Regions from separate parts of the Mus musculus genome. Here region 2 is linked to region 1. Evidence: chromatin loops called from intact Hi-C (ENCODE). Cell type or tissue: left cerebral cortex. All regions are shown on one strand. Each heading gives the region's core, and the rest is flanking DNA. Links, peaks and the distances in the headings are about the cores only.

Region 1 (16,245 bases), core at 2,805-10,804:
GATACAAAACAATTACATAGTATATGCAAGTATAAAACCAGGTATGAAAACAGCAGCAAACAGGGAGAGTGTGTCTGAGGGGTGACTAGAAAGGAACAGATAAGGATTTTGCAATGTTGGTACTTATTTTTTTAATATAATGTTTTTGTTCATTCTTTGGGAATTTCAGACATGCAGACAATGTATTTCAATCATATTTACACACACACACACACATCTCACTAAATCTTCTTGTCTCCACTACCAACCTGCAAACTTCCTTCCAACTTCATGTTCGCTAAAATTTTAACATGTATTTTTAAAATGTCATAGCCCACAGAGTCCAGTTTGTGCTTCCCCTGCTGATCCTGCTGATCTGAGAGCTGGGTGCCCAGTGTGATGGCTTAATGGTCACCAGTGAGTCACTTAGAGCACCTATATTATCTATACATGTGGGACAGTTGATACCTGAAAAAAAATTCCCAGGAGCAGAACAAAAAAAGATAATATAGAAATTTGCATTCTTTTTTGTCATTTAATAAATATAAAATAATCAGAGATTCATATTTCTTTGGGAATAAATTATCTGTCCTAATTTTTTTTAAAATATAGGATTGGCTAGAAAAGCCAATGGATGTAAAATGACTTAGAGTATAGTAAAGCCTTCATATGTGATAACAAGTGATTAGGCACATGCCAGAGTTAAACTCACAGTCCTGATACATCATTTACAGTATATGCGAATCCCAAATTCAATAAGCCCACATTTGTAGATAACATGAAGTTTATCAAGGATAAAGTACAACTCTGGTCATTTAGGAAACCAACACAGAATTTCCACCTTATTTTCTAAACCAAATGATTTAAGATTAAAAAACAAAACAAAACCAAAAACAATAACAAACTATTTTGAACACTAAAATTACAGGAAGTATAGGGACTAAAATCTTTTTCATAATCTTAAGAGAAAGCTTTTCTAAATCAAACCATGTTCATATTTTATAGTGTACATATACAACTTTTACCATAAGCCAATAAAATATTCATAGGGCACATATATATATACATATATATTCATTTGTGGTCTTAATACCTATGCAATGTTGTAATTTTCTTGAAAATTCTAGCTTAAAGATGATTAATAAATTATAAAATGAAATAGTCATTATGTCATTTGGCTAAAGATAATGAATAAAGAAGAAGAAAAAGAAAAGAAAAGAAAAGAAAAGAAAAGAAGAAAGGAAAGGAAAGGAAAGGAAAGGAAAGGAAAGGAAAGGAAAGGAAAGGAAAGGAAAGGAAAGGAAGGAAACACAGCCCACGCTATGGGGCAGGGATTTTTCCTCAGGTGAAGAAGGAGCAACGTGTGAAACAATAACATTCCTAGGCCTCCAGAGGCTGAGTCTGTAATTGGGGAAGCACAGCTTTAAGCACAGTTATTACCTCAGAGAGCACGAGTGGGTGGGCCTGCAAGGGTTAGGGAACAGGGTCGGATGGAATGATTGTGTAGTTAAGATTTTTAGTCAGAAAATAGCTTACTACAAAGTCAACTTTTTAACAAAAAGTGGAGACATCTTGAGAAGGTGGTTTGTATGTTGTACACGAAGGAACCGGAAGGAAACAGTCACCAAGGCAGACATGCCACCAGTGTATCAGAACCAGCAAGAGAGCTATAATGGTGGCACTTGGGCAAGTAAGTGGGGAAGTGCAGATGGTGATAGGATCCATAGAATTAAATGTGCACGTATGTGAACACAGATGTGAAAAGCAGCAGGAGCCACCTCTTAGAGGGCCTCACAGGAGGCTACAACTTGAGCTTTTTTTCAGTGCAGTGAGTTTCTGAGCACTGAAGGTATGGACCAACATGGCTGGACTTGTGTTTTAAAGCAATTTGGGGGGCTCCTAATTGTTCAAATGTTAAAAAAAAATTCTAGAGACAAAATCCATTTTAATGACAAGGTGAAGAAAACAAAGTTGCTTTTCTTCATTAGTTATCAAATACATTACTTGCCTGTGGTAAAATTTGAAGGTGAGTTAATAGATTCTGTTTTCCCACAGAACTTATACAAGGGTTTAAAATACAAGCAGAAATAAGTGTAATGTAAATAATTAAACGGTGAACGAGGCATAACTTAGGATGGGGGAGGAGCGGGTCTAAGGAAGGTCCTTAAAACAGCAGTTGTTATGCTAACCATAAATGTGTGAGTTGCTTCACAGCCTGTCTGCTTTTACTGACTGTTCTGTCCCTGGCCCTTAAAGGAGTACTGGGACTGTGCATACCCACTGATCAGTGGATGTTTGTTATCTGGTGACAGTGTGATGCTGTAGATGGAGGTTATGTAAAAGGATGGGCAGTCAGTAAAGGAACAGCATCAGCCAAAACTCTAAAGAACCACTCCATCTCTTGGGTTTCAGTTAGCTAAAGTACCTAAGAGCGGGGGTTGTTTATGAATTTAAAAAGTATCAAATAGGATTAGATTATAGAAGCTTGCTGGTCTAGGCCATGAAGAGAACAACAATTAGTGTTGAAAATGGAACATTGACACCCAGCCTCACACCAGGCTCCCGCCAGAGCTCAGGGGACACTGAGTAAAGGGATCAGAAAGAATGTATGAGCCGGAGGACGTAGAGGCATGCTGTCCTCTGGACGTGATATGGCCATTGCACTTATGAATGCCTGGGGCATGCCTAATCAAGATCAAGGCAGTTAATGTGCCAATGTGGATGAGAAAGGGGCTCATAAGGCTTCACCCCTAGCTGAAGAGCCATGGAGAACTGATGGCAGCAGGAAGCTGGGAGGAGTCCATTTTCTTTCTGGTATGTGGCACCTGACAAGTCACCATGCTCAGGTGGATGACAGGGACACATGCAGGCAGCACTAATAAACTCAGTGGGTTATGAAAAACAAAACAGGAGGACATGAAGGTAGGAGGGGCAGGATTTAGGGAGAGAGGGAGGCAGGATTTGGGTTGAATATGATCAAGATATGTTGTATAAATGCATGAAATTATCTAAGAATTGTGGCTGGCTCTGTGGAATGTGGTTTTTTGTTTTGTTTTCATAGCTCCCAAATATTCACATTGTGTAAACAGAGAAACTTTGTCCTGGAAAGTTTGGTCTAGCTGTACTGATGATTGACAGGTAGAGAACAGCTTGGGAGACCTTACATTCCTGAGGTGTGGGGGTGATGAGGGCCCCCATCCAAATCCACCATCTTCACTACTTGCACCGCACTGAAGGAGTGTTTGCCGTCCTAGCCACCGATGCTTAACCATTTGCATCCTGAATCTTTTACTTGTCTTTATGCTTTTCTTCACCATAATGCACCAGCTTCAGCTCAGGACCTCTAATGATCCCCATTGTCCCATCACCCTGCTATCACAGTAATAAAAGATTGCAAGTTTGAGCTAGTCACAGAGCTATCAGTTACAGCCCATCTCAGCCTCTCTTTCAACTAATTATGCCTTCAAACCTAAGCTTAGACATGGACTAAAGCAGCAGCGTGAGAGGAGTTTCTGGGGCTCAGCGAAGTAAGCAACGTCCTCATCACTGTGCCGTTTTGGCAGGTAATGTCTATCTTGGAGATTGTGTCTTTTTGAAACTCTACAGCTTTCTTAGCCTGTTTTCTGAAGGGCCTGGAATCAGGGCCTACAAGTGAGATCTCCACAGCCTTGGATCCATATTCTAACTTGCTGTGTGTGTGTGTGTGTGTGTGTGTGTGTGTGTGTGTGTGTGTGTGTGTGTCTGTGTGTGTGTCTGTGTGTGTGTGTCTGTGTGTGTGTCTGTGTGTGTGTGTCTTTGAGTCAGGGCCTTCATATGGAGGGTAGTTTCCTTTGTTCTTGTGTAGCCCAGGATATCTTCAAGGAGGCTCTACCTTCTGAGCATGAAGTTGTGGCATGCTTCACAATGCCTGACCTATCTTGCTTTTTGATGAGGTTTGTATAAGCCATAAAGGTTTTTTGCTGACAGAGGGAATGAATACTCATTAACTGGTTTTTGGTCATGGACTTTTTCATCATACTCTAAGAAGGTAAACAATCTGCAAATCTCAAATTATACAACTCCTTTCAACTTTTAATGGAAAACACTGTATCAATATGAGTTTAAATATTCTCTGATTGACGACTTTTGTGGTTGCTCACTTTTACTGAGACCAAACCAAAAGTTCATGCTGATGTAACAACCACTCATTGCTTAGGACTACTTGTCCCTGGATTTTTAAGAAATTAGTTCACAAATAATAAATGTTTACATTTATCATCATTTCATAAACAATTTCCATACTTCCTAGGATAGATTCCATGTGTTTTTCTTGGAAGGACATTGAAAAGACATTGCCCACTGAAATGGAGTCTTACAGAGGGAAGGGAAGGTGGCTGAAACTCCTGAGAAGTAGTTTGGAGTTGGCTTTTGGGACACTTGGTTGCAATTTAAAAGATGAATGTTGGTATATACGCTCTGAAGAGAAGTAGACTTTCAGAGGGAGAGAGATACTTTATAATGTGACAAAAAGTACATCCGAGAACTCACAGGTGGTGAACTGTTAAGGACTGAATAGAGATGCACCTTTTCTGTTTCCTGTAACTCTGCAGTTTGCTTTTACACTCTATAACTACTATAGATCAACCAATATACAATAGCAACATAGGAATCCAAGCTGGAAGTCTACAGGTAATCTACTTCATTTGTGTCCTCTAAGTGGTATGTATAAGATTTGCAATATATAAGTAGAAATATAGTGGGACAACGAAGAACACTATTAAGCTAATATATTGAATTGCTGTATAATAAGATCCTCTCAGGGTGTAAATTGTACAAAATTGAAAACTACATTTAGTATTAAATCTCTCACACTCCTAAACAGGTGCCCACTCAGTAGACAAACATGGTTTAGCATACCAAATCATATGGTATTTAATAAACAAGAAGATTGAAAAGCAGTATTAGGCATATAGCTAAACCGTTTGTGTGCCTTTGAATATTTTCCCCTATTCGTGTTAAGAATATTTTATTTGTATTATCACAACTCATAAAAATGAAATAGGGCTTGTATTATTAGAGACACTTGAAATAGAGCTTATATTGTTTAAAATGTATTTAAAAGGCCTATCAGGAACCAGTCTTCACATAAGTAATTTTTGAATACTTTAACAGGTTAATACCTTTTTTTTTGTCAGAATGTTGCTGAGTAAATGCTAAGGCATTCTAAAATGTCCCAGATGAGATAAATTAGTATATATTACTGATGAGTTTATGTGTCTCATACTGGTTCGTGTTAAATTTTGAAAGCCTATGACTTCTAAGAGCATTCACTCCAGAAGGTCTTGTACTGAGTGGACTAAGTTTACAATAAAGATAAGGATTTTTTTCCCCCTTACCAGTGAAACAGCTTAAGTGTAATTTGGGGTAGTGGAGAAAGCACACTTGCTCAAGAAGGTGCTTATACGCTAACTCAGTACATCGCCTGCCCCAAAGGTTCTTTAACCACCTAGCCTACATCTCTGCACACTGTCGGGCAGAGTCTGCTACTGACCGAGTCATTGCCAGTTCTGGTAAACAGTACCAGGACCCAGGGCTTGTCATCCTCTACAACCACATGTCCCCTGATTCGGAGCAAGTGCGTTCAATCGAGGAAGATCACTTACGACTGAGTTTTTCATCATGGCTTTGACTGTGAAGCCCTCAGAAACCAGGGAACGAGGCTGGTGCACCTGGAACGTCTGTTGTGGCAGCAGTTTAGTCCTCTTCGGCATCTTGTCTGGGCATTTGTTTAAGGTCAGGGTCTCTTTTTCTACCACATTCTTCCTAGAAAACGTCTTGTTCTTATCAGAGGTGTGGAAGAAAAACCAGTGGCTTTTACAGAAGTGAGCAGGGGGTCGGGAAAACACTCTAAAAGGCTCTAGTGGTAGAAATTCAACCCCTCGTGCTGCCCAGGGAGATCCAGATGTTTGGCAGCACCAAGGTGGAGGGAGTTTAGGGGAGGAGAGGGGCGGGAAGAGGGCTGGGATCCGAGGCTAGAGTCTCTAAGAGCTTCCAAAGGTGTAAGCCTCCCGGTTGCTAAGCGATTAGTCAACATTAGGAGACGCTAGTCCCGCCCCTCCGTGACGAGCGTTTCCGGAAAAGGTTACCAGCGAAGACAGTTGCAGCTGCCGGAGGCGAATCTTACGGGTTAAAACTACGCCTCCCAGCAGGCTTCGCGCTAGGGGCGGGTGGTTGCGCGTGCGCACTGCGCCCGCCTGGCTCGCGAGGGGAAGGGGGAGGAGGCCTGGATGACTAAACCTGACAGAAACGCTGGTGGGAGGCTCGGGCGGGCGCCAGTGCCCGCGTAGGTCCTTCTCGACCCGCAGCCACCACCCGCCCGGTGACCATGATAGGTACGTGGGTGCCTGCCAGGTACAATCTCTCCGCGCCGCCCCGCGTCCGTGTGTGGCACCACGTCACACCCCACGGGTCCGAGTGGGATCCTCGGGGGCCGACCCGAGCCACCTGTCAGTGTCACGGCGGAGGCGTGCGTGCCGCGCTCCGTCCGCTCTGTGGGCTTCCTCGGCCCGCCCCCCCCCCCCCCCCCGCCCATAGCCTGGTCCGGTGTGTGCTAGAGCATTAGGTATGAGTTTCCAACCTGCCTTAGCCAAGGTTAGCTCGCTGAAGACTGTATCCCCACGGACACCCGCGTGCTCCACTGCGACCCCCGACGGCGGGGCTCGCCCTGCCGCTCCACGGGGTGACCAGCCCAGGTCTGTTTCGGTCAAGCTGTCCTTCACTTCAGGGCGAGTTCACACACCCTAGGACTTAAAGAAAATCTCAGGAAAGCATCTGCCTCGTGGAGATCGCACCTCAGTTCTGTCTTTTTAAATGTGTCCTCGGAGATCTGAGACGAAAGACTAGCCGAGTAGATAACTGCAAAGATGGCTTTTTCCCCCACTACAGTTTGTGACTGGGTGCAGTTTGACCAGTGCAGCTTTGGAAGTGGCCACTAGGGTTGTTCTAAGCAGTGTGAAGTAGGCAGATTGGAAAGGACCTCCCTGACAGAGATGTTATATGTGAAGCCACGTTTTGGGTTCTCCTCCGGGATAAGTAGAAATAAATGCATAATTTAGCGCACATTCCCGTTTGGAGGTTTCGTTACTGTAGACTCGCCGCCCCCATCCAAGTGATGTTCTGAAGATGTAGTGAACTTGTTTGTGATATATGCCTGACAGGTATCGCACTAAGCACATCTGAAGTCGGTCTATTTGAGATGTGTCTAGAAGATGGATGAGAGGTGCATTTATGAAGTAAATGCGTTACACGGTGAAAGTAGCCGAGTCTGTTTTAACTCATAAAAGTAATGTTACAAGTGTGCAGCCCTCCTCTCTTCCTCTTGAGAGTCATGCTAGGCAGCTAAGATGCTCCTGGAAGCAGAGGTGCACGCTCATGGTGTCTAGCTGCTTCTTCCCTCCATAGGGCAGTGTGTATTTTGGATGAATGAATTGGAAACTTGTTAAATTAAGAAAAAAAGTATACATTTTTATGAATGGCACTAAGCTTTTAAGTGACATTTACTTAAGAGTCGTTTGTAAACCCAAATCTGAACTGATTAGTGCGAACCAAGTGGGACAGATTAGGAAAAAAAATACAGATTTTACAAGAGAGAAATACCTCATATTTTGAAAACAATTACACACGTTTAGTTTCTTTCAACTTAAACTAGTTCATGGATGATTTTGATAAGCAAATGTCCCCTAAGGCTATATAAATATAGGAAATTAAGACCTAAAACTTAAAACTATTTTTAAAGTCTCATAAATTATTATATTAATAACTTTAGGATGGAACACAATTTAGCCAGCTTTATTTAGATTTACCTGGAGCCCTCTTAATAAGAACTGTGCCATTTGAATGTTACAATTAAATTAATTAGTAATAAAAACCAGGGAAATAGAAGACAGATTTAAAACTCTTCTTTCTTTGGCTACTCTTTTTACAGGGTGAATAAGTGTGCGTTTTAACACAAATGATTGTATCCTTGTCCCCTGCCCCATGAAAAGGAACTTCCATTCAAAAACAAAAACCCTACACAAACAATGTTACATTGTTTTGTTTAACTAGTTGTATTGCCTAATATTATTGGTGGCCGCATTTTCATGAAGTTCTGAATTGCCAGGTTGGAGGCTTGGGTGTGGTGACAGCACCTAAAGCAGGTGAGAGGGAACCCAATCCGGAGGAAGCTTTGGGAGGAATAGTTCTGCATTTTTATGACTAATCCTTGAACAGGAAACAAGGGCCGACAGGAACTGCACAGAGATCTGCTACAGAGCAAAGGACACACAAATAGCTCCAGGGACTGAGCAGTGTCTTCCTCTGCATAGCACTACTGAGAGCTGAGGCCTTCTGTACTTGAGCTCTCTCCCCCTGCAGTACTCTCCTAGTGAAGGAAATACTGCACTCTGTCAGTGAAGTCCTTGCTCTGAGAAGAATCCTCTGGATTGGCTTCCTGGCCAAATAAGAGGAAAGGAGACTAATACTTTATTGCCCATAAAATAATTTTCCTTTTGTTGTTTCAAAGTAGAGGGTTTCCTTCTTGTCATGGAGATGGCTTCAAAAGTACTTACATCTCCCATTTGGATTATGATTGACATGCTAAATGCCTTGACCTAGAGAGAGTTAAACCATAATTTTATTGAAGTTAATGAAAAGTCTGCCTTTGTGAGGCATGGAGAAGGGATTCATAATAAGAAAATTTAACTGAGAAAAACATAATTTTGAGCACCTATTTTAAAACTTTTTTTAAATTTAAAAAAAATGAGCACTTCTTTGTGTTTAAAATTGATTTTTAGTAGTGACAATTGAGAATTGTTCTAAATGTACTATACATTTAGGCATTTGATAATATCAGCTATTAAAGCACACGAGTACCCATACAATTGAAAAAGAAAGTTCTTAAATTAAAACCCCATGTTACAGAAGATATTTAAAATAGAACTGTAGCTCAGTGAAGTATTCTAAGGTGCAGAAGACCTTGGGCTCCATTCAAAAGTATTGTTTTTTTTTAATTGATTAAAATATTATTTCCTATATCTTGTTTAAAATCACTTCGAGAATTTAACTGTTTGCATATTTAAAAAATCACATTAATTCCTGCCTATTCTTCAATTTTATCAGATTTATTGGTTAGGAAAGTACCCTGCCTTTTAAATACATTTTCAGTAGTCATAGCATAGGCGTGCTGGTGACTTGGAGTCCTGGCCTCTCTCTCAGTGTTAGCATACATTTATTATCACTTGCCAGAAAGTGTCTTCTTTCTAAATTGTCTTCTCTATTGATAAAGGGTAGAGTATTTTAATTTGAAAGGAGTTTTAGGATGAGTCATTCATTTTATACTGATTGAGTTTTACAAAAGCAAATCCCAGGGCTGAGCATACATTATGTGTCTGGTGCTATCAAGAGGTGCCAAGGATACAAGGATGGAATAAGCAGAAAAAAATGCTTGGTCATTGTAACTATTTCATCAATACTGACTCTTGGCCCAAAGTCGAGCTTTGTTTTAAACTGGTGTGCAGGGAATTTTAAGTCTTGGACTGTGTAGGTGTAGTTGAATGTACTCTGTACTGCTACTTGTGCTTCAATGACTTTAGGTGAAAGCAACTCTACGTCTTGATACTGTCTGCTCTGAGGTGCCCTTGTGTCACAAAATGGGTTCTCCAAAACATTTGTATAGAAGAATTTATATAATTTTATTCAGGTCTCTTTTGGGTCCAAAGCCTCTGAAAAAACTTTATGCCTTTACAAATGTTAGTCCTATTTCTAAAGGTTTTTCTGAAGTCTGCATTTTTTAAAATCCAAAGCTCCATGGCTTGAAAATGATACATTGAAAGTACTTGGTAAGATATGCAAATCCATCCCTACCTCTAAACCTTCTTTGAACCCTCCCCTCTCGAGGAAGGAAGGAAGGAAGGAAGGAAGGAAGGAAGGAAGGAAGGAAGGAAGGAAGAAAGAAAGAAAGAAAGAAAGAAAGAAAGAAAAAGAGAAAGAGAAAGAGAAAGAGAAAGAGAAAGAGAAAGAGAAAGAGAAAGAGAAAGAGAAAGAGAAAGAGAAAGAGAAAGAGAAAGAGAAAGGAAGGAAGGAAGGAAGGAAGGAAAAGTTCTCTTTATTTCAAGATGTTTAATATTCATGAACCAGGTTCAATGCAAAATACTTTATTCTGTTAGCTTTCAGTTCTTTGATCAATGAAAATTGTTTCTTACCTGCTGTTTCTTCAGCCTTTAATTGTAGCCCAGTGCTTATTCAATGTTTCTGTTTTAATTTACATTTAATGAGCTCATTTAAAATTTTTCTTTGTAGTAGTCCGAGTGGTTTCCTTCCCAACATTTATTATATTAAAGACTGAGATATCTGACAGCTAGCTGATTTATATTTCAGCCTCCCCACCCACAGCCCCTGGCTTATTTACTTCGTCTTCTAAAGGAGAATTTTGGTTAGAAGGAATGCAGTTAGCAATGCTGTTTCCCATAGTACTGCTTTTCCTGGTCATCTAGGATTCTACACGGCTAATCCAATCTCTTCATCTCCCCACACTCAATGGCATCTTTCTTTCTTGAATGGATGTTTTAGTTAACAGTGATCATTTCAATATCAGTTCTTATAAGGTAGCATGTTAGGCTGGACAGGAATGCTCTCTCTCTCTCTCTCTCTCTCTCCCTCTCCCTCTCCCTCTCCCTCTCCCTCCCTCCCTCCCTCCCTGTGTGTGTGTGTGTATTATTCTGTAGGACACAGAAATAGGAGACCGTTTATCCCCATGAGTTGTGATTTCCTTGTGCTGATAAGATGTGTTTGTGGTACAGAGTTTACCCTCTCCCTTAGAGAAGCAGCATGTAGTCTTTATGTATTCATCCTATCACATATGAATGGTGTTCTGCATTGTACTTAGTTTACATTTAATCTTTATATATGCTACAGAGAGAATGAAGGTCTAATGTCATCCAGTGCCCACTCGTGTTCATTTATAAATTGATAAATGGCCTGATATGTAGGCAAAGGGATTTCTTCTTTTATTGAGATATCTTCTTTCTTGTCAAACTTTCTTCATTTGTCTTTTTTTTTTTTTTTTTTGGATGTATTGTAGAAGGTATCTGTCATATCTTACACCATTGAAGACTTTCTGTCAGACATTTTTTTCCCCATCATCTTGAATTCAGAGAACCACCAAACAAACTGATTGTCAGTTGTGGGCTACTGGAGTTTGACAACAGGTAAATATGGTTGTCTTTATATGCCTATATATATATATATACATACATATATGTATATAGGCATATATATATGGTTTATGGGCATTGTCTTAGGGTTAATATTGCTGCCATAAAATACCATGACCAAAGCAACTTGGGAGGAAAAGGTTTATTTGGCTTACACTTCCACAGCAGTGTTCATAATTGAATGAAATTAGGATAGGAACCTGGAGGTAGGAGCTGATGCAGAGGCTGTGGAGGGTGTTGTTCATTGGTCTGCTCCCCATGGCTTGCTCGACCTGCTTTCTTATGGAACCCAGGAGCACACCAGCTCAGAGATGGCATCCACAATCAGCTGGGCCCTCCATCAATCACTAATTAAGGAAATGCTCTACCAGCATCCCAATTTTTTTTAGGGTCCTCAAAGACAATGCCCCAAAGTCATCAGGAAATAGTCTGAAGACCTCACTCCTGCCCCACCATCACCCCTTCCTAGTTCCTCATTTTTAATTAAAACAAGAAGGGTGAAATGTTAGCTTATAGGCAATTCTGCTAGGTTCTTCCCAGAGACCTAGCAATGGCTTACTACATCATGTGCTGCCATTACCTACCTCTGCTCAGCACCTCAGTTCCTGCTCTTTTCCTCTCTCTGTTCACAAGTGCTACCTACCAGCCAGCTTCTCTTTATCCCTCCTTCTATTCTTTTTGTTCGCTGTCCCATCTCCCTCCCCTCATGATTCTGCTCTCATCTGTCTGCCTCTACTCCTTCTCCAGGTCCTCACTCATTCCCCTCCCTTCCCAAATAAGCATCCTTTATACAAAGAGAGAGAGAGAGAGAGAGAGAGAGAGAGAGAGAGAGAGAGAGAGAGAGAGAGGAAGAAAAGCAAAAGCAAAAGCAACCTAATCTTAACGGGGACTTTTTTTTTTAATTGAAGTTCCATCCTCTCAGATAACTTTAGCTTATAGAACTTTAGTTGATAGAAACTGTGCAGCACAGGCATCATGCCATGAGCTTTATTTTGTTTAGATGTGGGGGAACAGTTTCCTGAAGTCTAACTTTCAGGAACCTTTTCTGTTGGGTCAACTCATTGTCATACTTATTTGCATAATCGTTTATTAGGAATATTTCTAGCTTCTCTGTCAGTTTAAGCATTTTATAACTGACTGAGTTGAAAGTATGCAAGTTAGATTGATCAGAGAAGGGATAGTGGTGCCTTTTAATATTAGGTTTTGGAGGAGGTAATGATTTTTTTGTCTTTAAGAAATGATAGGATGATAAATATTAGTGATTCAGGATTGATAACTGTGTGTGAATTCTTAATCATTTAAAAGATTTATTTAAAAGGTTTTAGCATAAGCGTGTTGCAGGAAATATTAAAAAAGAACTGCCAAGTTCCCACACTCCATTCAGCTACCCTCTGCCCACCAACTCTCCAGGGGGGCCTGAGCTCCCAAGTTCCCTTCATGGATCACTGCCACACCAGCACCACACAATGATCAGCCGCCATAACACCCAACAACCCAGTAGATATAAGACTCTAGAAGCTTATAATTAACTAGTCAGATTTATGTATCAATAAATTCTCAGTTCACAAGATGCCCACACAATAATTTCAGAGCCAATTGATAATGATATAAGCTGCCCACCTAGATCAGACAATTATCCCAATTATTTTATCCCTATATGAATTCATAATTACCTATCTGTCCACCTCCATCTTGGCTTCTCTCCTCCTCTGAGTTGCTCTCTGTCCCTGCAACTCTTTGTTCCACCTCCCTTTCTCTGTCCAATATCAGGCCTCCGGCTGCACTAATATTTTAATGTAATTGGACAGGGAAAATCCTGCCACATAAGAGCTTAGTTGCTATAACTGAAAAATACATAGTAATATTTCATTTCTATGTAAGAAGTATCAGGAAGTATATTCCCAAATTATTATTTTGGAGCTGTAAGAATTTTTAGACTTTTATTTTTCATCATATAAAATTTAGAATCACCAAATAGCAACATTATGAAAGACCATTAAGAATAAGAGGCTTGGTGAGGTGTCCCAGCAGCTGTGAGTACTTGCTGTGCATACTCACTGTCTGAGTTCAGATCCTAGCTTCCATGTAAAAATTCAGGCAGGGCCCAATGTGTGCGATCACATTAGTATGTGGTTGCCATGTGTTGAAGGGAAGAGGATCATTGGTACATGCTGGTTGTTAGTTTAGTCCAAGGTTCAATGAGAACCCAATTTCAAGGAGATAAGACAGAGCAAATCCAGCAGTACAGTTGGTGATGTTCTCCATGCAGCTGTACATACACTGCAAGTGCATGTGTACACACATGCATACACACACGCACATGCACACACTCTCAGAATAAAACAAAAATGCACCATAGCTGTACTATGTATTTATTTTCAGGGCAGTTTTCCCAGGTAGCAATAGAACATGTGGATACTCTCCTGGACTGAAATACTGAGTTAGAGCTCTGTAATTTGATGAACCAGGTTGCATATTTATATCCTATAGAGAAAGGGAAGCTTTGCTATCTTCTCACAGAACAACAGATATGTATACTTTACATAACAACAGATCACCAGGCAGAATAGGAGCAAATAGGCATTTCCTGTATGTTTTGCTTTTTGACTGAGTTCACTGTGAATATTAGACACTTTATGATTTTCTGTAATAGAATAACATTGTCTTTCCTGTTGTAAATACTAACTAATCTACTTGTTGAAAACTACACAAATTTTAAAGTAAACTTTAGTAAAGTTGAGGAGAACGATGTTGTAGCTTAATTTGCTTCAGTTTTAAAGTATGTCTGTTATGTGTAGCTTTTACTAAGCTCCAGAATGGGCCATGCTACCAGCCCCTACCCAGTTTCCCTTGAATCCATAGTTAAAAGACACATACAGAGTTGTTCATTTTCAACTTGCCTTCTTGGCACAATTGTTGGGTACTACTATCTCCTGCCTGTTCTAAACTTTAGTTGCTCAATTACATTCTCAACTGCCTGCCTATAGGAGTGGCCTGGCTCTTCCTGAGATCTCATAAGACTTGTCACCTTTTCTCCCTTAGATGCACCATGAACTCTTCTCTACTTGAGTCTCTCTTTTGCCTCCAGGACTCAGAAGTCCCAATTATCCCTTCTGGCCAACAATTTGCCCATGGCTTCTTTAGTGACAGATCAAGAACCAATTGGGGAAAAGGACCTTAGTATCAGAACTGCCCCTACAAATGTCAGTATGCATTTTGGTTTTAGGAAAGAGTATTGTCTAAACTATATTCCAATTTTCATTAATAATTTTAGAAGAAAGTCTAAAGACAGTGGGGGATATAGTTTTAAAATAGATGCAGAATTTCATTTGTGAAAAGAAAAAGGTTCCTTTTTTTTTGGCAAAATAAAAAACTGAATGTCCACTGCTTATTTAGACTGTGTGACAGGCACAGAGGCTGCACTGCAACAGAGAAAAACAGAGGACGTTGTTCTTTCTGGATATGCCATGTTCATATGTGGTCAGTTGTGGATCCAGCTGAGATGCTATTGATTTCTAAGCCCAGTGGGCTTCTGAACAGGTAGAAAAATAAAGTAGACATCAACTAGAGAGGCCTCTGCATGAGATGGAAGACTTGTTAGCAGGGCCTGGGCTGGGGAAGGGCCAGTATGTGACCCTAAGGAGCTGAAGAGGAAGTGATATGACGAGAGGGTCAGAGTGTCTTAGAGAAGTTCTCCTTGTCATGTTGTGAAGGCCTTTAAGAAATGAGAAATTGCTTGCACTTAAGGCCAGGAATGGATGTTAAAATTTTTATATGCAGAGATAATTTTGGCAAAAGGGCAATGTTGATTCTCATTTATTTACTTTTGGTTAACATTAAAATCATGACAATGCTTTATCAGAACTTAATGCTCTACAAGTTAGCACACTTGTATTTTGGTGAATTCCAGCAGAGGAAGCAAACTTTGGCAACTACAGAGGTCCATGATCAGATTCATGAATCGATATTTTCTAAGATAATCGCAGAAATTGGCTACCTATGGTTGAAAGGACAGAATTGATTCATATTTGAAAACAAGGGGATGGAGAGATACCTCAGTGGGTAAAGAGCTTATCAAGCAAACATGAGAACTTGTGTATACATATCAAAGCCCAACATAGTGGTATACTTCTTCCAGGAGCTGAGTTGGGCAGAGACAGGCAGATCCATTACTCTGGCCAGCCAGCTAGGTCATAGGAATCAGTAAGCTTCAGGTTTACACATGGAAACATGGAAATGCGTGCGCGCACACACACATACACACACACACATCAGAAGCTAGATTAAGCACTTTGAATCTTTTTCACTGTTACCCAGGGGATATATGATATTAGAACAGATAGTACTTTGATGTCATCAAATAAACTTATCCTTCAAGGGTTTGTACATTTTAGATTTTGACATAATCATTTTTCTGCTAAACTCTAAATCCCATTTCTTTCTATTTTGATATTGTGCGTTCTTTCTTGATGAAAGATGTATGTTTTTTCTTAAGAGGTACCTGCGAGGTGAGTGGCGGTAGGAATGAAAGGAGGGGAAATATCATGCTTTTATTTGCTTTGTCTTCCTCAGTGGTCCTTGGAAGAACCCACTCATTGACGAGATCCTTTTCTTAGCTAGGTTCAGCACCATCTTATTTATCTTTCTATTTTCTAAGCTTAACAGCATCTCCACAAGTACTGAGGTAGGGAAGGAATAACTATATAGCCCAATCTGATAAACGTTAAACACATTAAAAATGTCTCAGGTTCAGAGGAGAACTTAGGTTCATTACACTTAGGAGGGTTTCCCTCTGCCGCATTGTCCTCTGCAGAGTAAATTGGAGCTTGCACAAGAATGCTTCTTTCCTTCTTTCCTTCCCCGCCCTTTACTATTGCTTCTCCTTGGTGTTCCTCTAGCACTAACCCTTAGAGGAAAGCCATTAAATCATTTGAATTTTTGATGACGCTGGCATTTCAAACTGGTTGCTCTATGTATGATGCTTAGAATATAAATCACACAGATGACTTGTCTCTTCTACCTTTAGCTTTAACTT
Region 2 (16,245 bases), core at 3,418-11,417, 190 kb after region 1:
CATTCGGAGCTTCATGAGGTTCAAAATGCTTAGTGTGTGAGATCTGCCGTGCTGTGAAAGGAGCGCTGTGTTTGTCATTAAACCTCATGAACTCATCCTCTGTTACACAGACTTACCTTGCAGAGCACAAGGTTTACTAAGTTAATTAATAAAAGCTATTTTGGAAGTGATGTTAGTATTTTCCTATTAAACTTCATGAACTCAGCCTGTTAGCACAGACTTCACCAGGTCAACCATAAGTTTTTTAAATCATTTTACTAAGTAAATCAATAAAGACTTCTTTGGAAGTAATATTAACATATCCAAAGAAGCCTAGTTTTGCCGTACTTTTAAGTTCAGTATTTTGATACATTGAAATTATTACACCGGTGGTATTTCAATTGCATATTGCTTTTAACTAAGAAAGAAACTGCTGGTAAATGTACCTTTTGTTTGCGTGTTTGGACATAACACCATTTTGAGAAAACAGACTCTTTACTAATTGAGTCTCGATGAATGAAATTACTAGAATTTCATATTAAATGAAAGGTCAGCCAGTCTTTGAGATCCCACATTGCTTCCATCATCTGGAACTATGAATGACCTATGACGTCAGCAGCACTTGAGAGTGAGACCTGCCTCATGGAGAACTGATTTTATACCCAGGGCGAAGGAGTGAGAGGCCAGGGCAATAATGGAAACCTGCCCAGTTCTGTAAATGCTAGACCAAGACCTACTGGCTGTGCTCCAGAATTGCCATAGCTAAGACCCAGCACAGGATAACATCTTCAACTAGAAAGCAAACCATTTTCTCCTTATTAATTCAGGTACTATTTGTAGATATATTGTCAAGGGAAAATTTTGGTAAGGATTTATTTTGATTAAAATCTTTTAGAAAAGATGATACATTCATACATTTTATCAGAGACCTGTCATCAGTAATCTAAATTAATATAGAGGATGTCTCCTGGAGCAAATGAATGATCTTTTAAGTTGCCAACAGTTCCCCTCAGCTAGAGACTCCTTGGAAGTTCATCACTTTCAGAAAGTGCCAGGTAGCCACAGGCTGCTGGGCATTCTGGACACCACCAATATTAATGTGGAAACAACTCAAAAACATCAGACGTTTTCATCCTTGACCTGAGCCTGGTTTGTCTTTGTTGTACGAATTGTCTTTTCTCTGTATTCTGGTTGTCCCAGACTCCATTCTTATTCTGAAATCAGTCTGCATGATTGCCAAGTCTGTAGTTGGCCAGGTATTCCCTCGGTTCAAGTCATGAATATAATATCATACTGCCATCACAGCTTAGTGCTAAGTGTGGAGATGACAGTGAGCACAGGACTGTCACTGTGGCACCCACAGGAGGAAGGGTGACTTTAGCATGTGACGGCGACTGCATGATAGGGAAGAGCAGGGACAGACCTGCCTCAGATAAGTATAAGAACATCTAGGAGGCAGGCAGGAGGGGAAAGCAAAGATGTTCTTTTCAGGGAAAGCAAACTCCACAGAAGTGTGAAGGACAATTAACGGTACGGCAGGAGTACCCAATGGAAGCAGGAGAGCAAGGCAGAACAGGGCTCAGAAAGAAGGAGCAGGCAGAGGAAGAAACTTACTCAGGAGACTTGGACTCAGTCCCAGCAGCAGTGGGGAGCTGCTGACATATTTTAAAGCTGGGTGTGTTCAAATTAATTCTTTCTTTGGCTGAGATACATATATGCTGTTGAAACAATTAAAACATTAATTTAACAAATGAATGAAGAACTGGATAAGCATCCTTGTTGTGAGTCATATGTATACAAGGTGGTGATAGTGCTCTGGGTCCTGAACAGGCAAGACAGGTAAAGGTGACCAATCGGACCAGCAGGCTGGCCTCTGCACACCTCATTGTCATTAGCAAAGTGGTATAACTTCTTGTCTTTCTTTCTTTCTTTCTTTCTTTCTTTCTTTCTTTCTTTCTTTCTTTCTTTCTTTCTTCCTTCCTTCCTTCCTTCCTTCCTTTCTTTCTTTCTTCCTTTCTTTTTGTTTTTTGTTTTCAAAAATAACTTATTTTCTATATTCATATCACCCACCATTCCCATCATGCTTTCATGCATTTATGAAAAGCTTCTTGACAATTATTTCAAGGATATTCTTTAAGAACAGTCATTTTCGTGAACTGAGCTGGAACAATTCTGGTGGAAGAAGTGGTCAGGCAAAGTCAACATCAACCTGCTATGCACTACATAGGAAGCACAAGCTAGAGTTCTCCCTCAAGGATCTGGGCATGAGGATAGTTAGCCAGAGCTGGGGAGACTGGGAACAAACGCTACTGTGGAGTCAGAGGAGGAAGTACATAGAACTGAAGGAGGGGCCTTATCCATGGAAACAATGTTACATGTTTGCTTTGCTTAAAAATGTAAGACTGTATGTATTGGAGGGTGTTTTTCTGCTTGTGGCATTTCTGTGGCTTGGAAGAAGTAGAGGCTTGCAACTCAGTTAAGTCAGAGAAGATCAAAGATTGCAGTGCTTAGCTGAGGGTGTAGCAGACAGACTACAGCATGCCTCAGCTTCAGAAAATGAGCCTCTCTAGAACATGGTCCTAAGTGCACCTCTGTATTAATGGAACTGCAAAGGACATTCTAGTGTGGCAGTGTGTAAAAACACAGTTCGTTTGTGAAAATCATATAGATAATTTATTAACACAAAGGCATGGGATTTATTTCTGGCCTCATACTTTGTCAATCAAAAGCTTGGGAGAATACATTTTTTGTTTGTTGGTTTGTTTTGTACATTTAAAGCCTAAAACTTTATGTAGTTTTAGTCCTTTAATTTTTTTTAAACTTAGTTATGTGAAATAACATTTTTCTTTTTGATATGGCCAAATTAAGACTCATTTTTTACAATGCACGGTAGTAACAGTATGTCACACGGGCACAGAGAGAGCATGGTCAATGGTCGCACCACACCAAGTGACTGAGATCTAGTTTGCAGAGGAGCAAAGGAAAGCGAGAATAATTTGGCACTTATCCAAATAGGTCATTACAACATCAATAAGCCATTCTAAAACTCTTCTGTTACATGGAAGCTAAGATACATACTTGTGTTTCCTATTGGATTCTGTCTAAAAGAGGATTGCAGAAGAAAGTGTCTGCTAAGCTGGAGGTGTAGCTCAGTGGCAGAGCATGGCCTTGAGGCTTTGAGTTTGACCCCAGCACCACAGAAATTATCAGCACCTTCAGCCTACAATGATTTTGTTTCCACCAAGAAAAGCCAGATAGGTTGGGCTTAGTTGACATGGAACTGCAGGTTTAGAGGAATGACAAGGGAAATAGGTTCATAGTCTCAGAGCGTGCACACACACATCGCTGTAATTTATCAATTGCATCTGATGTACTGCATGGTTTGCTAAAACTTATTTTTTAGGTAAATCAAATATCATCTTCCTGATCGTTATAAAAGATATGCATCACTAGTTTTATGTTTCAAAAGACCAAAGAATGGTTCAGACGAACAATGGCATGTCTAAAATTATCAGAGGAACAATGGCATATCTAAAATCATCAGACGGACAATGGCATGTCTAAAATCATGGAGTGGAGCCAGAATTTACAGCTCCGTACATTGGACTTTCTCTGGGGAGGGCATGGGAAAAGATGGAATTTGAGGCAATTATTTCATGTATTATCTGTTGAATACATTTCTTGAAAATAAATCTAAATCTTATATATTTTGGGTTTGGGATAAGAAGGACTTTTTTTTTTTAATTTCTGTGTAAGAATTAAATCAAATTTTATCTTAGCCCTGACAATGATAAAGAGTTAACTGTATAACCAACTGCTTGAGTGGGGCTATTATTGCCACAAAATACATGCTCCTATTATGTAAAATCCATTACAAGGAATGTAGAAGTTACTCATGCAAGAAAGTATAAATTTACATCTCCACCAGCAGAATTCCCTATAATTTATCATCTTAATCCATAATAGTTGAGACCTTGATTCTTTTTTCAAGAGCTCAAACCAAATAAGGATATATTTCTGAAAGTTTCTTAATTTGTATCTATTTCAATATTTTTGATTTATTTAACATTTTGAATTAAAGAAAGAAAATACACATAAATTCTGGCCTTGCTAAAGCCCAAAGTAACTAGGATGTATATTGTACTTTCTTTATCAGAAAAGATAAGTCAATAGTAGAGACTCCTTTTAATATGAAGTGTCCAGAATATGTCCGAATCTGGAAGGGAGTCGGAGGAAATGCAAATTGGGGGTCCTGGTTATTTCCCCCTTTCTATGGGGCCTAGTGTTGTTCTGTACTAAGAACAGCCTCCCTCTGCCCTCCATAGGCAGGAGGAAGAACTGGGCTAAGCATTTCTCATACATAATCTCACTTCACTGTAACCAGACATTTATGAAGTACTGCTTTCTCAACCCAGTTTGTCCTGTCAGTAAAATAAAGTTGAAAGAGGCCACGTGATTATTGCAATGTAGACAAAATTCAAACTCACATTTTCCTAAATTCCACTCAAACCTTTATGCTAAATTGCCACTGAGTAGGGTAGCCACCCAAATCCAATAGCTATATCAGATCCCCAGATTAATTTTTGGTTGAGATGTTTTGTTTTCATTACTTTAACAAGATTATGCCTGAACTCCTAGGCTAGACCAGACACTGGGTCAAGAGAATACATATACAAATTATTCTTAACTGGAAGACAAGTTTCTCCAAGTTCAAGAAACCCAAGGTCATACCTTTACCCTCCTAACTTATCAGTGAGACCTTGGGCCCCATACTAGATTTCACTTAAAACTGTGATATTGATTCCAGCACTCATGAAGAATGGGCATGGAAGCAGTGAGTCAAGAAGTTTGGATCAACCTGGATTTCTTAGGAAGAGACAGACAGAGACAGAAAGGTCAGAGACAGAAAGAGACAGAGAAAGGCACTAAGACATAGAGAGATACAAAGAGACAGAGACACACAGACAGAGGGACAGAAAGATACACAGAGAGAAACAGAGACAGAGACACACAGACAGAGAGACAGATACATAGAGAGACAGAGAGACAGAAAGACAGAGATATAGAGGCAGCGAGAAACAGAGACAGATACAGAGAGACAGACAGACATAGACAGAAAGACAGAGGCAGCTACAGGGAGATCCAGATATATCTATATCTATCTATATTTATATCCTACCAATGGGGAGTAGGAGAAGAAGAATCAGCCTTGGCTCTGGGATGCTGCGCTGTTGTCTCCCTTGGTTATTGCCTCTGTGGCAGTAGAGTAAAGGTCATGAGGTGCCTTGGATATAGGCACCCTCTTATTCCCCATCTCTGTCTGATGCTGGCCACCAAGAAAACATAGCCATCAAAGTATTCCTTTATTTTGTTTTTGAAATTCCTTAGTGCTGAAAAAATTGTTGTTTATACCCTGCACCAACCCAAATGGGTCCTCAGCAGGATCCTTTGTGACCTGCTCAGCAGGAGGGCAGCACTCAGGCCTGACTAGGGCTCTAAAAGCTTTTCCCATCCATTCTTCCATTTGTAGTTCCTGGTACAAGAGTGTTCTGAGAGGTAACTGCCCATTCACAAAACACAATTGTAACTGTGTCTTTGAAAAATAAACTCAGGTAAACTTCCTGTGGAGTGTCATCTATTAGTAGGAAATTAATAGAAATACCAAGTAATTCTCAAAATTATCCTTGTTTTAAAAAAAGAAGTCAGGTGTTTTTTAATATATAAATAGAAAAATCTAAACTAATATATGCTGAGTGTGGCAACGATGGTTACCACTTTAGTTAATATACTTGTTAGTAGATATCATTGATTGGTGGGAAGTCGTGACTATAGTCATGATCTGCAGCACATCAAACAAGTCTAAAGTTATAATACTTAGTCAAGTGCCCGAGTCTCCCGCGAAGCTAGCACGCGGCATAGAAGTAAACAATTGTCAAATACTTTACTAAATATAATATTCAGAAATGAAAGCAAAACTTCTTTTTTCTTTGTGGCTCCATTACTGAGGTAATACGCAGGCACAGAAGCCACCCCTAAGCTGTCTTATGCTTTATGAGAACCTTTCACGTTTCTCCAGGGTCAGAGTGAGGCTTTGACACTTTCTAGGAAGCCAAGAAAGACTATGTAATATGACAAAGCTAATCCTATTTTATTAATAGAGGAATAATATTAAATTAGTTCAGAGCCATAAACTATTTGCATCTCTTTTCATACCAGCATTTTATTGCTTTGAAAATGACAGTTTAAGATAGAAATGTAGTTCTTCATTGCTATAAGACTGGAACGGGTAGCAAGGCACGGCAAGCCTGGGGTGGAGAGCAAAGTGGCATTGTGGATAGAGAAGCAGAAGCAGCCAGAGTCTGTGTAATGGGCTCCTTGGTCAGGATCTGTGACGACTGAGAGATGTTGGAATCAGTTTCCTATGAATTGCTGGGTGGGGAAGGCAGAGGCAGGATGTCCCATTGGTGGCTTTGAAACTGGGATAGAAACTGTGAAAGGTAGACTTTTGCAAGTAAGTATGCAATGTCAGGCAAAAATATGGATTCACCTAAAATTCCAGACTCAAAGATCAATTTGAGGTTGGAGAAACTGCTGAACATTTTAGACCACACTGTTCTAAAAGTCCCTGGTTTGATTCTCAGCCACATGGTGGCTCACAAGCATCTGTAGCTCCAGTCCCCAGGGATCTGATGCCCTCTTCTGGCCTCTGCAGACACCGCACACATGTGGTGCAGAGTCGTGCTTGCAGGCACAATAACCATACGCATAAAATATTTTTTCTAATTCTTTAAGAAGAAAACAAAAACCAATTCATCAAATGTGGATTACAGATTGATGTGATCCAAACTCACCAATTTTTTGGAGGACGTATCTTTCTATCTTTCTTAATTAAAAAGTATCGAATTTTAATATTCCATACTGAATCGTTTCCTAATTTTTGCTTGATGCACTTTAGAATATTCTCCTGTGAGATGAACTAAATGTATGCTACCTCAGCTCTTCCTGCACTGCTTGGAGGTGAGCCAGCAGAAAAATCATAGGACGCAATGCTTTAAATGAAACCATTAATTGCTTCACAGAGATGAAATGGATCTGTGTGTTGGAGGGAGTTCATACTTTGTTTAAGGAAGGTACCTAAACATAGACTAGTATGCCTCTTTCCTATTACCTTATTTGGAATGGTTGGCATTTTAAAGTAGAGGGAGAAAAGAAGAGGAAGGAAGGAAGAGACAGGAAGGAAGGAAAGGTGAGTTCTCTGTCACTGAAATCCTCTCCGTTTCCTCCAGTGCTTCCTTGTTAGCCCTTCACAGCGCCCCAGTCTCTGGGCTTCCTTCTCAATGGCACCATGGATCTCACAGACTCCAGGGAGTCCAGCTGCACCTCTCCCTCCTCTCACCTCTCCTGCCCCCCAATCGCTTTTCAGAACTGCAGTGCAGTTCCATCTTATATAATATCTTACTCTTCCACTGGGATGTAAAGAGCAGGCAGCAGGGCCTCGCAATGCCCACTCAGGGGCTTCTTCATGCCTGGGAAACTGAAAGGGGAGAAGTGAGAGCTTCCTATGTCCCCACTTCTTTTCTGGCACCCTGTATGACTTTGCTCATTCAGTCATCTCAGTATTGGTGGTGTTAACAGTTTCGGAGAGCTAAGCGAAAAAGTCACATTTACACAGACCATTGGGCAGCACAGTCTGCGGTCTGTTGCCTACTAGATCAGGCTGCTTTTGAGTACATATTTGTAGCAGGGAGGAAAGGGGCCATGATGCTGAGTCTGAGCCCCGGGGCTTTTTCTGACCTGCAGCTCCAAGGCTTAGTGGGCAAGGGCAGCCCAGGAGTGAGACGGCTTTGCTTTACCAGTGTGCGTGTGCTGCTTTCCAGTGATTTCATTTTTAAGGGACAAATCTGGGTAGAAATAGAAATTCCACATAAGCTTGTGGGATATGGCTGTTTCCTGAATTTGATATAAAATATGCATGTCTAGAGAGCCTCATTGACTTAATAAGGCAAAGAAGGAAAAAACTGAGTGGAAATAGGTAAAAGTGCCTGAATTCTCTATACTCACAGAATTTTGATTGCTGAGATGGCTAAATTTTTGGAAGCCTGGGTATTGTTAGAACAAGTGAGCTCTGTAAACCAATAGTTTCTAAGTGTTTGTGAGATTCTTAAACACTTGGCTGAAACTGAGGGGACTTAAGGGGTATATACAGCATCTGCGTTATGTCACGGAACACTGACTGGTAAAATCAGGTTTTGGGAACTCCAAGCCAGCCATTCCTTTATTAAATAGTTTTTTCCATGTGGTTTGGCTGTGTGGGGTAGAGTGTCCCTAGGGACAGAACACAGGACCTTGCTATGTTAGGAGGTGATTTTTAAAAATTGTTTTCATTAGAATAAATGATTACTGAGTCCATGTTCAATCGTTCACTACCCTTCTAATTTCCCTGTGCATGAAATTCACACGTAGAAACCACTGATTCTAAGAATTCAAGCTCATTAGGTTGGAATTTTTCCCCAGAAATTCTTGGGTAGCTTTTAATGTATTGTTGTTTCCCCATTTGTAATACAGTTGTTTTCCTAACAGTGAAAATAATTAGTGTAAAAAAGAATCTTGAAAGCAGTGGTGGAGAATCTAAAAAGGCCACTGTTCCAGGACTGGTCTCTACTTCAGGTGAGGGGACATGCTGGGGCACAGAGGGAGCACAGCTGGTCATGTGCAGCTTTGGGAAGAAAGCTGTGTTGTTGCTGGCCTGCACAGTGTAAAGGCGGGGCGTGCTTTGCTCTGCTGTCAGTGTAAGCAGATCCGTTTCTCTTGGCACCACCTCTGAAGAATACAATATTTCATCGATTTATGTAGCATTTTATGTGGTATTGTGCATTATGAGTAATGTAGAAATGACTTATAGTATATGGGAGGATTGCATAGTCTATATGCAATACTACTTTTTATTTAAGGATTTTTTAAACTATCAATACAGCTTGATATTCACAAAGATTCTAGAAACGGTGCACCACAGACAGGAAGGGGTAACTCTGCTGCTTCAAGAAAGCACCTACCAGGTCTTTGCCCTCAAGGATCAAGGTATGAATTGGTAATTAATAAATAATAGCAATAAAAGAATAGTTAAACTTTCTAGGAGAACAGTTTAAATCACTGCTTTCCGCTCCTGCCCTCCTCTTCCTCTTCTCCTTTATATCATGGACTATCTTGTCAGCCCGCATGAAGCAATGGAAATGTATACAAACCCTGTTTGAACAACTATTCCATTACCCTTCTCCATCTAACTCATGGAATACACCATTATCGGCTGGAGATTTAAAAAAAAAAATAGACGTCATGTATTGTTGGGTTTTGAAAACCTGAATTGTTGCCTCGCTGAAGGACTGAGTAGTAGTGTCACCGTTTAATACATTCATTGGTTTAGAGCTCACCCCCTATCCATTACATGAAATCACATTTTATAGTACTTTCTTTATTACATTATTAACATGTAACTAGGTTCTTAAAATACTATTTCTTGTTTGTATGAACATATAGCATAAACATTTGGATACTAAGTAATCCATTTTGATAATACATAACAAAAATTCAGAGACTGAAGTGTGGCTCAGTGGCAGAATGTTTGCCTAGCATGCCTGAGGTCCTGGACCCAACCCTTAGCACACACAATAAATCAATGGCTATATTTACCAACCCTGAAAGTATGTGAAGGTGCCAAAGAAGTAGGGGATACGGTGGCTGGTGAGGTGTCTGAGTGGATTAAAGCACCGCCAGGAAAGCCTGCATGTTTCATGTAGCCTTGGGCCAGCCACATGAAACAACAAGGGACACTGCCTCAAAAGGGTGGAAGGAAGTAACCAACCCCCTAAAGCTGTCATCAGAGATGCTCAAATATGCTGTGGTTCACAAGTGCACCCGCATGCACCCCAACACACAAACAGTGCGAAGTAATGAGGTGGAATTATAGGTCCTTTGTTGGAAAGAATGCTGTAGTGTATTGAGTACAACATCAACATAGAGCTTTTTGTATGATACAATTTTTTCTTGAAAAGAAATATATATATATATATATATATATATATATATCATATGTATGTGTGTATGTGTGTTAAAAATAATGCAGTGTTAGAATAGTATGGAAAGACGAACACCAAGGTGTTTCTAGTGCTTACTTTTTGTGATGGTTTATTTCAATTTTCAACTTGAGATCCAGAATCACCTAGGAGTGGGTCTTGGGCAGACATGATAAAGAATTATTTCAATTAAGTTTACTGAGGTAAGAAGACCCCCAGGCAGTGGCACTGTTTTCTAGGATGGACCTTGCACTGGACAAAAAGGTGACTGTGGGAAGCATTCATCATTGTCTGCTTCTCTTCTGGAATAGAATATAGCTGGTTACAATGTAATCAGCCGTCTCTGTGACTTTGCTACAATGATGGACTGCAACATCCAACTGTGAGCTAAAATAAGACTGATGTTCCTTAGTTTGCTTTTGTTGATTATTTATTGCAGCAGTAGGTAATCAAGACATCCCTGGAGAGGAGTCAGGGAGGTATTGGGCATGAGGAGGAAGGAGGTACTCCAATTTTTTAAAAAAATGTATCCACCCCCAGAAAACATCCATAGAATAATTTAAGAAAAATAAAAGACTGAACCAAACTTCTCTTTTATAACATTAGATGTTACTATGTCAGAGACCTCCATGAATTCCATTTAATAGCCTCTAAAATGCATTCAAATCAAAGCATGCTTTCCATGTGTGATTATGCAAAGATTATGGTTCCACAGGGTTTTCTAGCAAGCCTGAAGCTCTCTGTATGGTTCTTAAGCCAGACTGCAGACACAGTGGGGAGGATTCTATCTGTGTCAGTTGGTGAATGTGGTTCTTAACCCTCACAGATCCATCACTCCTGGTTGCTCACACCCCACATGGACTGACCAAGAAGTGGCTGGGGTTGAACAGGTGGCTTCAACGGGTAGTCAGCTCAAATTAATGAACAGTTGTGGCTCTTAAGACAAAGGGACAATAGCTTGGTACAAAGTAGCTCAATCCTTGCTGCATGAAGCCCTAGGTGGTATCCTAGTGCCTGCTGTTGCATCAGATTGAGTTAGTGGTTCCGGAGAGGAAGATAAAATACCAGTGTGCAGGTGGGAGCCAAGTGTTAATGTACTATTTTGAGAAAAGCAGATCACATTTATTTTGGTTTTCTGCTCTAACATTGAAGTCTACTTCTGACCTCAAAGGAAATAATTAGCTATTTTATAAGTCATTAGTTATGCTGAGCAGCAGTTAAAATCCAGCAATATCTCATGTATTACTTTAGTGCTTTTCAAAAATAATTGAAAGGAAGACAGTGTGCTAACCTGTTTTAAAAATACATTCTAAAATCAACAATTATACCTCGCTGAGATTTAATGCTCTAAATAAAAACACTGCCTGCTGTCGCCCTAAGAAATACTTGGAATGTGATATTTGAATTTGAGACTCTCTCCATTTCCAGCTTTTCCTACAAACTGGAGCAATACTGCAGTTTGAATGGACAGAGTGACAGATCCTGGACACTCCCTGGTGTTTGCAAACATCTTGAAATCACAAAAATCCTTTTGGTGGAAGAATTTACAGTATAATGGCAGTGTAATCTGTCTCTAAGTAAGAGTTATAGCTGCATAGAGAGTATATTCCTTCTTTTATATATATTTTTAAACTAAAATAAGGCTTTAGAGAAACCATGGAGATGATGGAGTTAAATTGCATGACCTTTTGATCCTAAGCTGGTTCTCACCAGAACAGTTACCACAGTGATTCCACCACCCGAGGGAGGGAAGTGAGTTACCCGGAGTGCTGAGTGTTGCCCCGGTTTTGTACCTTTCAGATGAAATGTGTTCATAACGGAAGCCCCAAGGAAGAAACCGGAAAAGAAGGTAGAAGGAAGCCATGAGGCTCCACAGCCGAGGCCTACTTCTCCCTGAGCTGTGCTGTTCTCAGCCAGGTGCAAACATTGTCTCAGTCCTCTCTGACCAAGGTCAGAAACCCAAAGGCTCCGAGGAATAACGACACCGCATTCTGTCAGATATGCTGTGATAGTGTGTCAGATATGCTGTGATAGTGTGTAATTCTCAGTTTTTTGCTTTATAAGATATTCTTCTGCTATTGCCTTATCATGATCTCATTAAAAAAAAACCAGTTCAGTCAGTGGTTTGAGGTAAATGGTCTAGGAAGTAAAGTGTTGCTAGGGCTGCTGTGTCTATTCTTTGAAAAATGCTGCTAGCTCTAATGGTGCACAGTAGTGAGGGATGTTCCCTTTGCATCCAGGGAGGTGCCAAGTTCAGGGATCGAGGATGTTAATGAGAAACACACACTGTAAGGAGAGAGCATCTATTACCTAAAGTCTGAGACACCTGAGAAGACTTACAGGTCAAAAGCAAAGCAACAAAAAAATCCTCTTTTTAAAAAAAGAAATCAATGATAAAGTCTAGGAGGTGAACTAATATTAGCAGAAATTTTCAAATATATCAGAAACCCATGTCATAACCAATAGATAATATGTGTGTGTATAAAGGGACTTACGGCTAGCTCTCTTTAGGCATTAGGATTTTATAGCCAATAGTTTGTGGTCTATTATACTTTGGTACCCCAGTCATTATGTAAATCTGAAACTGGGTAGATCAATAAGGGATTGATTGTTTTCAAAAGCTTCCCTTCGCCTTGTAGCTACCTGCCTAATCCTTTAAGTCAGAACTTTCATTTTTAATTCTGGTGGAATGAAATCATTTTAAATGGATTGTATCCCTCCATGCCACCTCGCTCAGAGTGTAATGGATGCAGCGTGATCCTTTCTTAGCGCCTAGTGGGATCATTTATCTTCTGATTCTTCTGATGCGCTGGAGGCAGGGAAGCTTATCCAGAGAGGGGTGCTGGTCCCCAGGTGCTCAGGAGCAGCATCTGCTGTGAGGTGGGCTTTCTGCAGTAGCTCTGTCTTCCCCGGGTCATTATTGGGCGTCTGATCCTTGGTTTTATTAATCTATGGCGCACAGAGGTATCCTGTGAACATGTACTGTTTACTCTTTAATAAGCAGACTCCACTCGCTCGTGAATCAGTTTTACCTTACTGCAACTCATTTCATGGGGGTGTTATATTCCTCTTCTCTGTCTCAGCTTTCCAGGGATTACTGAAGTCTCTAATGTTCAAGCACCTCTCTTCCATCTCTATGCGTTGCCAGGCTCATTCCAAAGTCTTTAATGTGTTTTTATTTTTTATTTTTTCTAGTTTCCTTCTCTTGTTTCTCCATGACCCAAAGCAACGTATAGAATGAAAGGGTTTATTTGGCCTAGGATTCTAGGTCAAAATCCATCAATGAGGGAATTCAGGGCAGGAAACCAAGGTAGGAACAGGAAGACAGGAACCATAGAAAGACATTATTTGCAGGCTCACTCTCTGATTCATTTCCTCCAGGCCTCACGATTAGTTGGTTTTGTTAATACAGGCCAGGACCATCTGACTAGGGATGGAGCTTCACACAATGTGCTGGTCCCTCCTCCTTTATTATTTAATAATAAAGATAGTCCTCTACAGACACGTGTGTAGGCCTATCTGATCGAGGTGGTTACTCATTCGAGGCATCCCCCTCAGTTGACCCTAGGATGTGTCAGATTGGTATAGCTAACTAGGATGCTAACACATATATAGGTTCTGTGTGCTTAATATTCTCCTTGGCATCTACCTTTAAGCAGAATGTCATACTCTAGCAACATTGGAAATCTCATCTTTGACCTTTATATTGCAATCACTTTCATCATCAATAATTCTTACTCTTCCAAAACAGGCAATATTCAGGGCAGAGGGCCAATGCTCAGTTAGGGGTCAGGGTTCCCTCTCTAGGAAAATCACTGCAGTTTTCCATAAGATTGAAGCAGTATGTGTTATGGCTCTCATGGGGAGATGGTGGTGGGTAGTAGGGGTAGAATTGCTAACAGCTTAAAAACAACAAGCTCAACCCCCTAGGATTCTGCACTGCAATGACCAGAGCCCTTAGCAGCAGCCGATGGAAGTATGATGTGGGGCCTTTGTATGGCCAGGTAACTCTGAGGGACATAGGAGGACTTACAAAAGGGGACAATGTAGAAAGAGCTTCCACAACTCAGCATCTTTGTAGGGAGTGAGAAGGGGGTGGGATTACTCCTCTAGAGAAGGTACAGCTTAAAATAATCATTATGATGAGAGTATAACCATGGTCTGGAAGCTGCAAGCTCACTTTGGGTGGCGTCTGGGGGCAAGACAAGGCCACAGCTAAGGTATGAAAGAGGAGAAAATTGTGGTCTATAGTGAGAAATGGTGATGATAGAGACTCCAATGGGTGCTGGGGTCTCCACATTTTATCCTCTGTTACAAGGACAGGTGAAATGAGATCTGCAAGGCAGTTGCCCAACTTGCCTTCTCCAGGAAGCAGATGGTGACGCTGAACACCCACGCAAGCTCTCACGCTCCTGAATATGTTGTGCAGTTTTATTTTGTGACTGCCCACCATGTCCCTATTAGCAAGGACAATTAATACATATCTGCTTCTGTTGGTGCCAGAGACTCACTATGATATACTGATGCCTACTAACACAGAAAAGAGCAGGTCTTGCTGAGTCACCTTAGGGCAACATTGCAAACACCCCAAGGAGGTAGACTGTCTCTTAAAGGAGACCTGGGAAAGCTGAAACTGAGTTTTCGTCCAGTGTCTATTCTAGATTTATTGTGTTAACACTCCCAGTATAGCAAATGTATCTGCATGACAATGGCCTCTTCACTGACTTTTGAACACCGGCTGCCAGCACTACCTCAGAGCCTTCCCATCTTAGGGTTCAGAGGTAGCCTTGCAACTAGATGTATTTGGAGTTAATCCTGAGATTCTTCAATTGTCCCTGTGTGATGACCTAATTAAAGGTTCCATGACTTTCTTATGTACAGATATGTGCACACCCAACATATGTGGGCGTGAGTTACCCAACAGCACGCAACATGGCCGTTCATCTGACAGGGCTGTCACCACTATTGTTATCCCTAGAGTCCCCCTATGCCCTTCACCTTAGGCTTATATGTGCCATCCTTCTGTCTCAGTTTCCCACATAAGTGCTGTGATTACAGGTCTGTCCACTACCCAATTAAGCAATCATCATTTATAAGGAAACTAGAGGGGAAAGGGTCGACCTATTGATTACAGGAGCCTAATAGAACAGGTCAAAAGCCAAAGTGAGGTAGATAAGAATTTCTGTATAAAAGTCCAGTCTAGTCATTCCAGACAAGCTAGGAGGAGAAAAGGAACAGAAGAGAGAGACCAAGATGGAAGAGGCATGGATCAGCAGCAGACATGCTGTCAGTGAAGAGGAGAGACTGTGGTAAGGGGCATGTTCCTGTCCATGGGGACACCTACAGCATGCCACAGAAAGTATAAGCTTCCTTTCTTGTCTCAGAATAAGGTTTATACTAGAATTGTATACAATTTGTATCCTTAAGACTTCTCTAAAGAGGTACACAGTCACTTTCAGGCTTGTGTGCTCTGTAAGTATTTACCAATGTTCAGTAATTCTTGCTAAGTACTGTGTAGCTAGGCTGCCTTCTTCAGCCAAGCCAGTGAGCCAAAGTCAACATTGCATTTGCTCATTGCTGAAGAGAGACTGGGCAGTGCAGAGCATGGAAAGGCCAGATAGCTCATGACAAGTCAGAGGTGCTTGCTGCTTGGGAGGACTGACTTCTTAAACTCTTCATAAAGCAGACCATTCCCCAAAGAAGGGAGGATTAGCCGATGTGATGTTCCACCATGAGCTCCCATGAGTGGTGCACATAGTTAAACCCTATCTAAGAAGAAAGAAAATCCTCTTTTAAGAGAGCAGTCATTGGATCCTGGGAGTGCATGCCTTTAATCCCAGCACTCGGGAGGCAGAGGCAGGCGGATTTCTGAGTTCCAGGCCAGCCTGGTCTACAAAGTAAGTTCCAGGACAGCCAGAGCTATAGAGAGAAACCCTGTTTAGAAAAAAACCAAAGAAAGAAAGAAAGAAAGAAAGAAGAAAAAGAAAGAAAGAAAGAGAAAGAAAGAGAAGAAAAGAAAGAAAGGGGAAAAGGAAATGAATTATTCTCGGATCAAATTGTATAGTATAAAAGTTCAATTTTAAAAACCTTTAAACAAACAAACGATGAAAACCTCAGTATGTTTCCGCCTCTTCACCCTAAATCTGTAACACCAGATGTATGGTATCACGTGTGTGAGCATCCCACAGCTCAGTTC

Evidence for each region. Peaks named below come from ENCODE experiments on the same cell type or tissue, not always from the same donor. Only the 100,000 strongest peaks of a DNase experiment are listed, where the experiment ranks them.
Region 2: a loop joins it to region 1, with 3 times the contacts of the local background. A loop is called at or near these places in 2 of 42 quality-filtered maps.

Annotation. Positions count from the first base shown.
Region 1 is chr17:10,834,140-10,850,384 of GRCm38, forward strand. Pacrg (PARK2 co-regulated) reads right to left here and starts at 6,052. Exons shown (of 5, transcript NM_027032.2): 1 at 5,622-6,052. The coding sequence starts at 5,729. Prkn (parkin RBR E3 ubiquitin protein ligase) reads left to right here and starts at 6,220. Exons shown (of 12, transcript NM_016694.4): 1 at 6,220-6,350. The coding sequence starts at 6,344. In left cerebral cortex, for the core only: CTCF peaks have their summits at 6,145 and 6,934; DNase peaks (open chromatin) are centred at 5,681, 6,147 and 6,926; H3K4me3 peaks cover 2,104 bases; H3K27ac peaks cover 1,494 bases.
Region 2 is chr17:11,022,879-11,039,123 of GRCm38, forward strand. All of the region lies in intron 1 of Prkn (parkin RBR E3 ubiquitin protein ligase), which reads left to right. Among named protein-coding and RNA genes, the nearest start is that of Gm41526, 100 kb to the right of the region's middle. In left cerebral cortex, for the core only: a CTCF peak has its summit at 6,685 (motif pointing left); a DNase peak (open chromatin) is centred at 7,018.